Regions from separate parts of the Homo sapiens genome. Here region 2 is linked to region 1. Evidence: chromatin loops called from intact Hi-C (ENCODE). Cell type or tissue: heart right ventricle. All regions are shown on one strand. Each heading gives the region's core, and the rest is flanking DNA. Links, peaks and the distances in the headings are about the cores only.

Region 1 (6,682 bases), core at 4,183-6,682:
ATAAGTGAGTCATGGCTTGTCACACGCTGCTTTTGAGAGCATCAGCAGAAGACGCAGGGCAGTGTTTGCTGCCCCGGCATGGGTGACTGCCTGAAGGACAGAGAGAGAGAGATGGAGTGATCACTCTCCAGGCAGAGGATAGAAACATGAACATACCATGCACAGGTTCCTGGGGAGGTGTGGGGGAGGTCTCAGGATACCTGCGTGTCTCTGTGCTTTCAGGTTGCCATTACGTACCCACACACATCCTGCAAAGCCTGCCTTTGCTTCCTCTGACTCTGTGCTCTGAGCCATAGGAGGTCTTCTGCCCGCCCTTCCACTTCCAGGGAAGAGTGATCCCCTCCATGAAGGGGCAGCTCTGAAGATGCTCAGAAGATGCCACTCCCAAGACCTCTGGAGGCACAGAGCCTGGGGACTACGGTGCTATGAGGGGCTCACAGAAATGTTTTCATTTTAATTTGCTTCAATTAAGAATAAAAAATGAACATCACGATAATGAATACAAAATAATAAATTGTATTTTATTAATAAAGATGATTATATTCATCTTTATACCAACTCTGTCATAAAGTGGAATTTTTAATCATGTTTTATAGAAGAAGGGCCCATAAAGGCAAAAGTTGCCAGGGGCTCCTGAAAGCCATCTGAGGCCGTGAGGACCCGGACTCTCCGGATGATGGGAAATCCTCGGGGACTAGAAAGCCAGAGCGTGGAAGTTCTTTGTCCCCTCTTCACTCCCTCTCACGTGCCCGAAGTACACAATGTGTACCTGAGACAGTGGCAGGACAGCCTGCTCCACTGAGGGCACATTGAGGGGAAGAGGCACAGACCCCACATCAAATGGCCAGAGAAGCCTGTGGAACACCATAGGAGCCCCCGGCCTCACATGTGCCGAGGCACCCGGGACCAGGCTGGGATTGCATGGACGAACTCGCCCCTAGTCCTCATGCTCATCCCGCCCTCCTCTGGGTAACATTGTTGAGCACCTACTCTGCACACGACGAGAAGGACTCCTGCCCTCCAGGGCCTCCCTGCTGGGGTGGGACAGAGCAGCACGCAGCCCAGGACCAAGCCCTGTGAGGCACGCAACCAGTGCAGGCCATTAGTGCTAAGTGCAGGGGCAGGAACTTTCCAGAGAACAGGCCCTGGGGCCCAAGGCCAAAAGGAGCATGAGCTTGATGTAATTGGGCTTGTACTTTAGAGCCATCACTGTGTGGCCTGCTAAGAATCTATTGCAAGGGGACAAAACTGGAAGCAGGAAGGCAATTAGAAAACCAGCAGTAGGCCAGGCTCAGTGGCTCACGCCTGTAATCCCAGCACTTTGGGAGACAGGGGTGGGCAGATCACCTGAGGTTAGGAGTTTGAGAACAGCCTGGCCAACATGGCAAAACCTCGTCTCTACTAAAAATACAAAAATTAGCTGGATGTGATGGTTCGTGCCTGTAGTCCCATCTACTCGGGAGGCTGAGGCAGGAGAATCGCTTGAACCTGGGAGGCAGAGGTTGCAGTGAGCTGAGATTGCACCTCCACACTCCAGCCTGGGCAACAGAGTGAGACTCCATCAAAAGGAAGGAAGGAAGGAAGGAAGGAAGGAAGGAAGGAAGGAAGGAAGGAAGGATGGGAGGGAGGGAGGGGAGAGAGAGATGAAAGAAAGAAAGAAAGAAGGAAAGAAAGAAAGAAACAAAGAAAGAAAGAAAGAAACAAAGAAAGAAACAAAGGGAAAGAGAGAGATGAAGGGGAAGGAAGGAAGGAAGGAGGAAAGGAGGGAGGGAGGAACGGGAAGAAAGGAAGGAAGGGAGAAGGAGGGAAAGAGGAAAGGAGGGAGGGAGGAAGGGGAAGAAAGGAAGCAAGGAAGGAAGAGAGAAAGGAAGGAAGAAGGAAGAAGGAAGAAAGGGGAAGAAAGGAAGGAAGAAGGAAGAAAGGGGAAGGAAGGAAGGAAAGAAAGAAAAAGAAAGAAAAGAAAGAGAGAAAGAAAGGAAGAAAGAAAGAGAGAAAGAAAGAAAGAACCAGCATTAAACTGGGAAGAACTGAGGATGGAGTGGGTTTGGAGGTGTGGGGCTGGCGAGGAGCCAAGGACCCCAGGACAGGACTCAGACTCCTGGGCCATCAGGAGGATGTGGCCCCTCCTGGGAAGGCACAGAGAGGCAGAAGGGTGGGAAGGGGTGGGGAGTGATTGAGGGATAGGTTCCACCTGAGGAGTTTCTCACAAGCAAAGGCTCTGGTTTGGGTGCGCTTACCTGGTCCCCTTGTTGCTGGAAGTGCTCAGAATGGATCTTCTGGGCTCTGATCATGTGCAACTTTTTTTTTTTTTTTTTGAGACGAAGTTTCACTCTTGTTGCCCAGGCTGGAGTGCATTGGTGAGATCTCGGCTCACTGCAAACTCCACCTCCCGGGTTCAAGCAATTATCCTGCCTTAACCTCTTAAATAGCTGGGATTACAGGCACCTGCCACCATGCCCAGCTAATTTTTGTATTTTTAGTAGAGATGGGGTTTCATCATGTTGGTCAGGCTGGTCTCGAACTCCTGACCTCAGGTGATCCTCCCAAAGTGCTGGGATTAGAGGCATGAGCCACCATGCCCGGCCACGTATGGCTTTTTACTATGTGTTGAGAGGGAGTTTGCACAAAATGGCTTCCCAAGCCCCTCTATAGAAAGTTTGATTCTAAGACCACCAGGAGAAGCAGTAGGCTTCCTGCAGGAAGGCTGTCCCAGGATTTCCCCCAGGGCTGGCGGGCCCAGCACCACAGGCCTCAGCCCCCACACCCACTGCCTGCCTTGCAGCCATCTGGCCCCAGGCTAGAAAGTGCTGGGCTTCCAGTACAGTACCTACAGAGGCCATGGGGCATGAGGAGGGCGGGAAAAGGGGCAGGGTAGGGAGCAGTGGGCACCAAGCTATGGTAGAAAGGGGAGTGGCTGGGAAGGTGGTGAGGAGACTTGGTTTCCAGCACTGGTAACCCGGTGCAACCTTGGGCAAGCCACTGCACCTTTCTGAGCCTCTGTCCTCAACCTGTGCAGGCGGGAAGATTGTCCTGGTCCCCTGGGCCTGCAGGAGGCGGATATTCAGAGTCCAGGGGAGCCCGGGCCACAGCATTCACAGGCTCTTACATCTACATCTGTGTCCTCCCCCACAGAGCTTCCTGGCTGTGGGGTGAAGGCCTCCTCCCCAACCAGCCTCACCCCTTTCCCAACCATCTGGTGCACAGGACCCTACAGCCTCAATGGGTCTTGGCTTCAGCCAGACCCTCTCCCATTGCCAGGTGGGGAACCCCGGCTTCCAGCCCCAGCCTCCCTCCCAGCACAGCCCTCATGAGGGCACAGGCCCAGAGGGGTGGCTCGGTGCCATCTAAATACCTGAAGAATGGGCAGATCCCACGCCTCGGCCACCTTCCCTGCCTCATCAAGTGTTTCCGTCTTCTAGGAGCTGCTGTGGAGATGAAACGGGCATCCCCCAGGCCCTGTGTCCAAAGCCCACGGGCTTTTCTTTTTTCTTTTTCTTCTTCTCTTCTTCTGCTTTTTTTTTTTTTTTTTTTTTTTTTTTTGAGACAGGATCTCACTCTGTCACTCAGGCTGGAGTGCAGTGGCACGATCTCGGCTCACTGCAACCTCCACCTCCCAGGTTTAAGCGATTCTCCTGCCTCAGCCTCCCAGGTAGTTGGGATTACAGGTGTGAGCCACCACACCCAGCTAATTTTTGTATTTTTAATAGAGACAGGGTTTCACCATATTGGCCAGACTGGTCTCGAACTCCTGATCTCAGGTGATCCATCTGCCTTGGCGTCCCAAAGTTCTGGGATTGCAGGCATGAGCCACCGGGCCTGGCCACTTTTCTTACCTTCTAAACAAGACTCCCACCTCGGCAGTGTGAACTTTCAGCCTGGGCTCCCCACCTTGGGGCAGAGGGGGCTGCCCTCCATACAGCGGGGCCTGTGCCTTCCTCCACGCATGGAGGTAACAAGACTCAGAATTAGCTGTCATGGTCAAAAAAAGTCCTCCACACACGCGACGGCCCAGAGATGTTGCCATGGTAAAGGGGGCGTCTAGAGAACAGCGGGTGCTCCAGGAATCCCCGGCATTGAGACAAATGCTAGCGCTTGTGCTGGTGGGGCACACACAATGCACCCAGCTTCATTCTGCCCTGCCAGCACAAGGGAGCCAAGGCCCTCCGGACTCCCGAATATACTTTATGATGCTCGAGGTTCCAAAGCCGCCATGAGGATTCTCAGGGCTGTTGTTTATTTGTGAACTTAGGAGACAGCAGAAGGAACAAACAAAACTTAGTGCTTGACAGCCGTCATCTGATACATGAAATTACATTGCCTAGCTCCAAGACAGCAGCAGTGAAAGGCAGGGGCCCTCCCACCTAGGAATGTATTGTCCGGTTGGGGAGACAAGGGTAAAGAGGCTTTAATGCCAAGTGGCAGGTGAAGGCTTGAGCAGTGCGGTCCTTGGTCCTCGTGGGGTCAGCATATCACCTGGTAATTCTCTCCACCTGCTCCTGCCAGACTGATCCAGCCACCCATGTGTCCCACAGGCTGACTGACAACTGCCTGTATAGTCGCCAGCTGGTAACTATATTGAGATCGCCTTCATGTAGGAAGGCATACCATCCCCATTTTCCATGAGGGGAGACCGAAGTTCAGGGAATCCGGGTAACCCCACACAGTCAGGGGGCAGGACCCAGATCCACACTCAGGCTCATCAGATTCCTAAGCCCAGGAGGCACGGGAGATAAGACTGGCATGAAGAACGTGGTCTCAGAGCAGTCAGGATTTAGTGGGCACATGGATGGTGAATATTCCAAGCAAGGAGATAAAGCAACGAAAAGGTTTAAAGAATTAAATTCCCCATGACAAACGTTTTGCCATTTGAGTCAAGTTGGGTAATCTCCGTTCTAGACTTATTTCTGCTACTGAAATTCCCTGGATCGCTTAACTTCTCTGAAATTTAATTCCCTCCCTTGCAAAATGGGGCATGCTTATGCCACAGGGACATTGCCACGAAGGCATTTTCAGGGGGTTAAGACACCGCCTGAGTACAGGATGTCACTGTTGGAGAGATTAATTTTAAGGGTGACTAATGAGTTATGAGCAATTTGTGTGGGAGCTGACCCAGGGTATCCAGAGCTGCTCAGAAAGAGGGTGCATGGAAAAGCCTCTGGGGATGCTGCTCCCCTCCCCGGTGTATTGCAAGCTTGTCATCCACCCGCTTCTTCAAAGGGGTTTCTTCTGGCTGCAGAAGGGAGGATGCACAGACCCAGGCACGGATCCCTGGTAGATCACGCCCTCGCGTGGCCGCTTCCTTGCGTGACAGCTTGGCCTGTGGGTGCCGGGTTAGTGGAGGATGAGTTCCAGAGCTGGAGGCGCGTTGCAGGCAAAGGGTGTGATGGGGGCATGGACTGAGTAGGCAATGTGCTCCCCAAGGCTGTGTCCACCTCAGCACCCGCCCTGTGGCTCCCTGTCCCCTCTTTCCACCGACCCCGGGACCTCACTGCCCCCAAACTCTTGCTGCATACAGCTCAGTGGAAGGGGAAATAATTTTATTATTTCTCTTTCTCCCTCTGTGTTCACAGAATACAACTTTTGTTTCTGTAAAACTATCCAAATAATGACAAGAATACAAAATAGAAAGTTCAGGAAAAATTTACCCAATAGGCCACCACCCAAAAATAATTTCTTAAAAAATAATATTTTGGGAGTATCATTCCAGAGGTTCTCCAAACCTATACGCAAAAGAATAGATTTAGGGAAATAATTATTAATATATAAAATGACATTTTTGTGCACAGCTTTTTAAAAAGCAAAAGCATACAATTCGGTTTCATTGAACTTATAAGGAAAGGAAGCTGGGTGCAGCGGGATGTGCCTGTAATCCCAGATACTCCACAGGCTGAGATGGGAGGAACCTGAGCCTAGGAGTTTGAGAACAGCCTGGGCAACATAGTGAGACTCTCAAAAACAAATAGTATTAAAAAAAGAAAACAAAATTTAAAAGACTGGCAAATTTCAAATGAGTTCTTTTGTTTTAAGCTGATATCTTTGTATTTCTTTTTTTTTTTCTTTGAGACAAGGTCTCACTCTGTCTCCCAGCCTGGATGGAGTGCAGTGACACAATCTCAGCTCACTGAAACCTGCGCCTCCCCAGCTCAAGCAATTCTTGTGCCTCAGCCTCCCGAGTAGCTGGGATTACAGGTGCGCGCCACCATGCCAGTTAATTTTTTGTATTTTTAGTAGAGACAGGCTTTCATGATGTTGGCCAGCCTGCCAAAGTGCTAGGATTACAGGCATGAGCCACCGCACACAGCCTGATATTATTGTATTTATTCTTATAAAACATTTCCAACATATGAAAAAGTAGAGTGAATAATGAAATGGTCTTACAACTACTTTCAACAAATCAGGACATGCCCTTGGGCTTGGGTTGAGAAGCTTTTCTTCTTTTTTTAATAAAAATGTTCACAGAAGACACTAATTAATGGAGGTATACTTGTAGGCAGGATTTCCCAACAGGCCGGATTCTGTTCTATGATGCTAGAACCTGGACACTCAACATCTATCCCCGCAGTTCAGCTGGGGCCAGCACCACCTGGGCACGGGGCTTCCAAGCACTTTCCGTTCACTGTCTCTTGTGCTTTTGGGTACCTAGAAGGTGCATATTATTATTGTTCCCACTGTGGGGCAATGA
Region 2 (2,500 bases), core at 1-2,500, 290 kb before region 1:
ATCCAAAGCCAGACAGAGCCCCAGCAACTGAGTTAGGACTTGAATCCAGGCCTGCTGGGCTCCAGTCAGCCTGACTTGTCAAGCAGTGTCTGTCCTGGAAAAGCAGTAACCAGAAGCCCTGAAAGATGACCAGTGTCAACAGGGGTACACAGGAGCATGACAAAAACCCAGACCACTCAGCCAGTCCTAGACAATGTGTCATTTCACAGTGAGGGGCAGGGCTGAGTGAGCTCTCTAGAAGGTTTCTCATGGAGCACTGCAATATGTCACAGAGAGTGTGTCCTACAGCTGCCTATCTTGCTGGTGGCCTCACCTGCACAGAGTGAAAGCCAGCGAGATTCTGCCAGGCAGACCCCCGGGGGCCAGAGAGCTCTGCTGAGCAGGGGGACAGCTGCATCTTACCTCTTGGCTCTGTCTTTCTCATCTTCATCCATTAGATTTTCTATGCAGTTTTTCCTGCAAAAAAAAAAAAAAAAATTAAAAAGAATGGATAATTACTGTCTGCTTCTACATCTTTCTTAAAAGTCTTTCAGGTTGTTGTCATTTTGGTCTTAGCCCAGTGGTTCTCAAACTTGTTGGTCCTGGCACCCCTTTACACTCTCAAAATGGACTGAGGTCTCCAAAGCACTTCTGTGTATGTGGGTTAAGGCTGAGAAATGTTTAAATGCACAGGCACTCTTTCATTGGGCATCGGAGCAATGAAGTCATCAGATGTCAAGTAACTTCTGGAAAAGTCAGAACAATTATGTCGTGTACACTCATGAGACAAGGAGAGCTCTTTTAAAAGGAGCAAATAACGAGTTAATTATATTTTGAAAAAATGTCTTGACCTCAAGGACCCCAAGGGTCTTCAGACCACACTTTGAGAAGTGCTGTCCAGACCTGCTCAGTGAAGCAGCATCTGTTCCTCTCAAGCCTTAGGTCGCACGCACCTCCCAGTGCCTGCCTGGGATCCGTTAGCGACACCACAGCGGGCCTTGTTCACTCCTGCTTGCAGGACCCCAGTGGCCTATGACATCCTAAAGGAGAGTGTTTATCTGTCCATTCAAACCACACAAGCTCCTCTGACAAGTGGCCTGGAAGAATCAGCCCCAAAGGAGTGTAATCCGCAGTTCCTCCCTTAGGGCGTTTACTCTCCTTGAGACAGCGAAGGTGCACAGATGTGAAAGATTACGTAACAATCCAGGAATGTTCTTCCTCAACACCGGAGCCTCTACTCTCCCAGGCCACTGGCTTGATGCTTCTCAGGCCCACAGATCCAGCTTCCTCTCCTACCACACGCAGGCCTGGGTTCCCTCCACCCCTCAGAGCTGCATAGCCCTGGCTCCTTTCTTCATTCACACATTTCCCAGAGCCCCACCTGTCTGGGGTGCGCCCCCCAAGTCAGCACATCAAGCAGAACCGTTCTCAGGGCACTCATGAGGCCAATGCCAGCTGTGGGAGTGGGAGGCTGAAGGCTGCGGTGGCTGGGAGGGCAAAGTGTGATCGAGGTAAAGGTGGGGACCATGGAGAAGCTGAATCACCACTGCCCACCCGCTTCTACGCTCAACACACAGGGTCTTCAGTCGGAACTCCCAAACCAGCACTTCGCAAATGCACCACCAATTACTCTTGAAATATAAAGTTTCAGATAAAAATTTTCAATGGAGCCAATCAATCTTTCTCTGAGCTCATTTAGTTTTGTGATTTTGGTCACCTACGTACACAAACATGGGTCTGAGCCAAAGCAAAGATGAATTCTGCAGCCACAGCCCCTGTTCACATAATGCCCATGCAGTCAACAGCAGGCATATTCCACAATGGACTAGCAAGAAATGCTGCTTAGAAGTTAAAGCCTGTATTACAATTGAGTCAGCGTTAACACATCTGCAAACAGGCCTGTGCTTAATGTTTTCCAGATGGAATCTGTTCAAAGTTTTATGTCAATTCATTGAATGATGCCCTACCCCAAGCCTGTGCTTCCAAGGAGAATGGTGGCTGATCAAAGCCCCAGGGCATGAGCAAGGACCCGGCCACGCTGTGTTCTTTACCAGGGGCCCCTGGACAGAGCTTGTCCACAGGAGGGCTGGCTGCTGCTCCTCAGTCCACTCTCCTGAGCTCCTGGGATCCTGTTTGGATGACCAGGGTTGCTGAGTCATAAACTAAACATCTAAAAATGACTAATAGCTCTTCTTTATCAACCACATCTTCTGTGATTTGTATGTTTATCCCGCAGACATTTCCTGAATCTATAAAACCTGGATGCTCTACACCCATTTCCTCTTCTTCAGCATCCCTCTCATTTCCCTGCCCCGTTCCTCTCACTTGACCCGACTAAGCCATTCAGCTGAGCTGCACCCAGTGTGAGGAGAGGGCCTCTAAGCTGAGTTCCCATTGCACCTGTCACAGAAGCTCCGTGCTGATATTTTTACTATTTTGTCACCTCTGTTGTCTACCATGTTATTTTTTCACTTAAAAAATTGTGATAAAATACACCTCAGAAATTTACCATCTTAACCAC

What was found. Hi-C counts contacts between places; a loop is a spot of excess contacts. Peaks named below come from ENCODE experiments on the same cell type or tissue, not always from the same donor. Only the 100,000 strongest peaks of a DNase experiment are listed, where the experiment ranks them.
Region 2: it touches region 1 in a loop (2.3-fold over the local background); 3 of 110 quality-filtered maps call a loop at or near these places.

Annotation. Positions count from the first base shown.
Region 1 is chr2:100,609,090-100,615,771 of GRCh38, reverse strand. LINC01849 (long intergenic non-protein coding RNA 1849) reads right to left here. Exons shown (of 3, transcript NR_146956.1): 3 at 6,414-6,682. Among named protein-coding and RNA genes, the nearest start is that of LINC01849, 8.7 kb to the right of the region's middle. In heart right ventricle, for the core only: CTCF peaks have their summits at 5,091 and 5,295; a DNase peak (open chromatin) is centred at 5,281.
Region 2 is chr2:100,902,689-100,905,188 of GRCh38, reverse strand. It overlaps NPAS2 (neuronal PAS domain protein 2), which reads right to left. Exons shown (of 21, transcript NM_002518.4): 2 at 403-456. The coding sequence starts at 434. Among named protein-coding and RNA genes, the nearest start is that of NPAS2-AS1, 73 kb to the left of the region's middle. RefSeq lists enhancers at 1,380-1,902, 1,609-2,500. In heart right ventricle, for the core only: no CTCF peak of the experiment used is centred there; DNase peaks (open chromatin) are centred at 1,198 and 2,118; H3K27ac peaks cover 2,500 bases.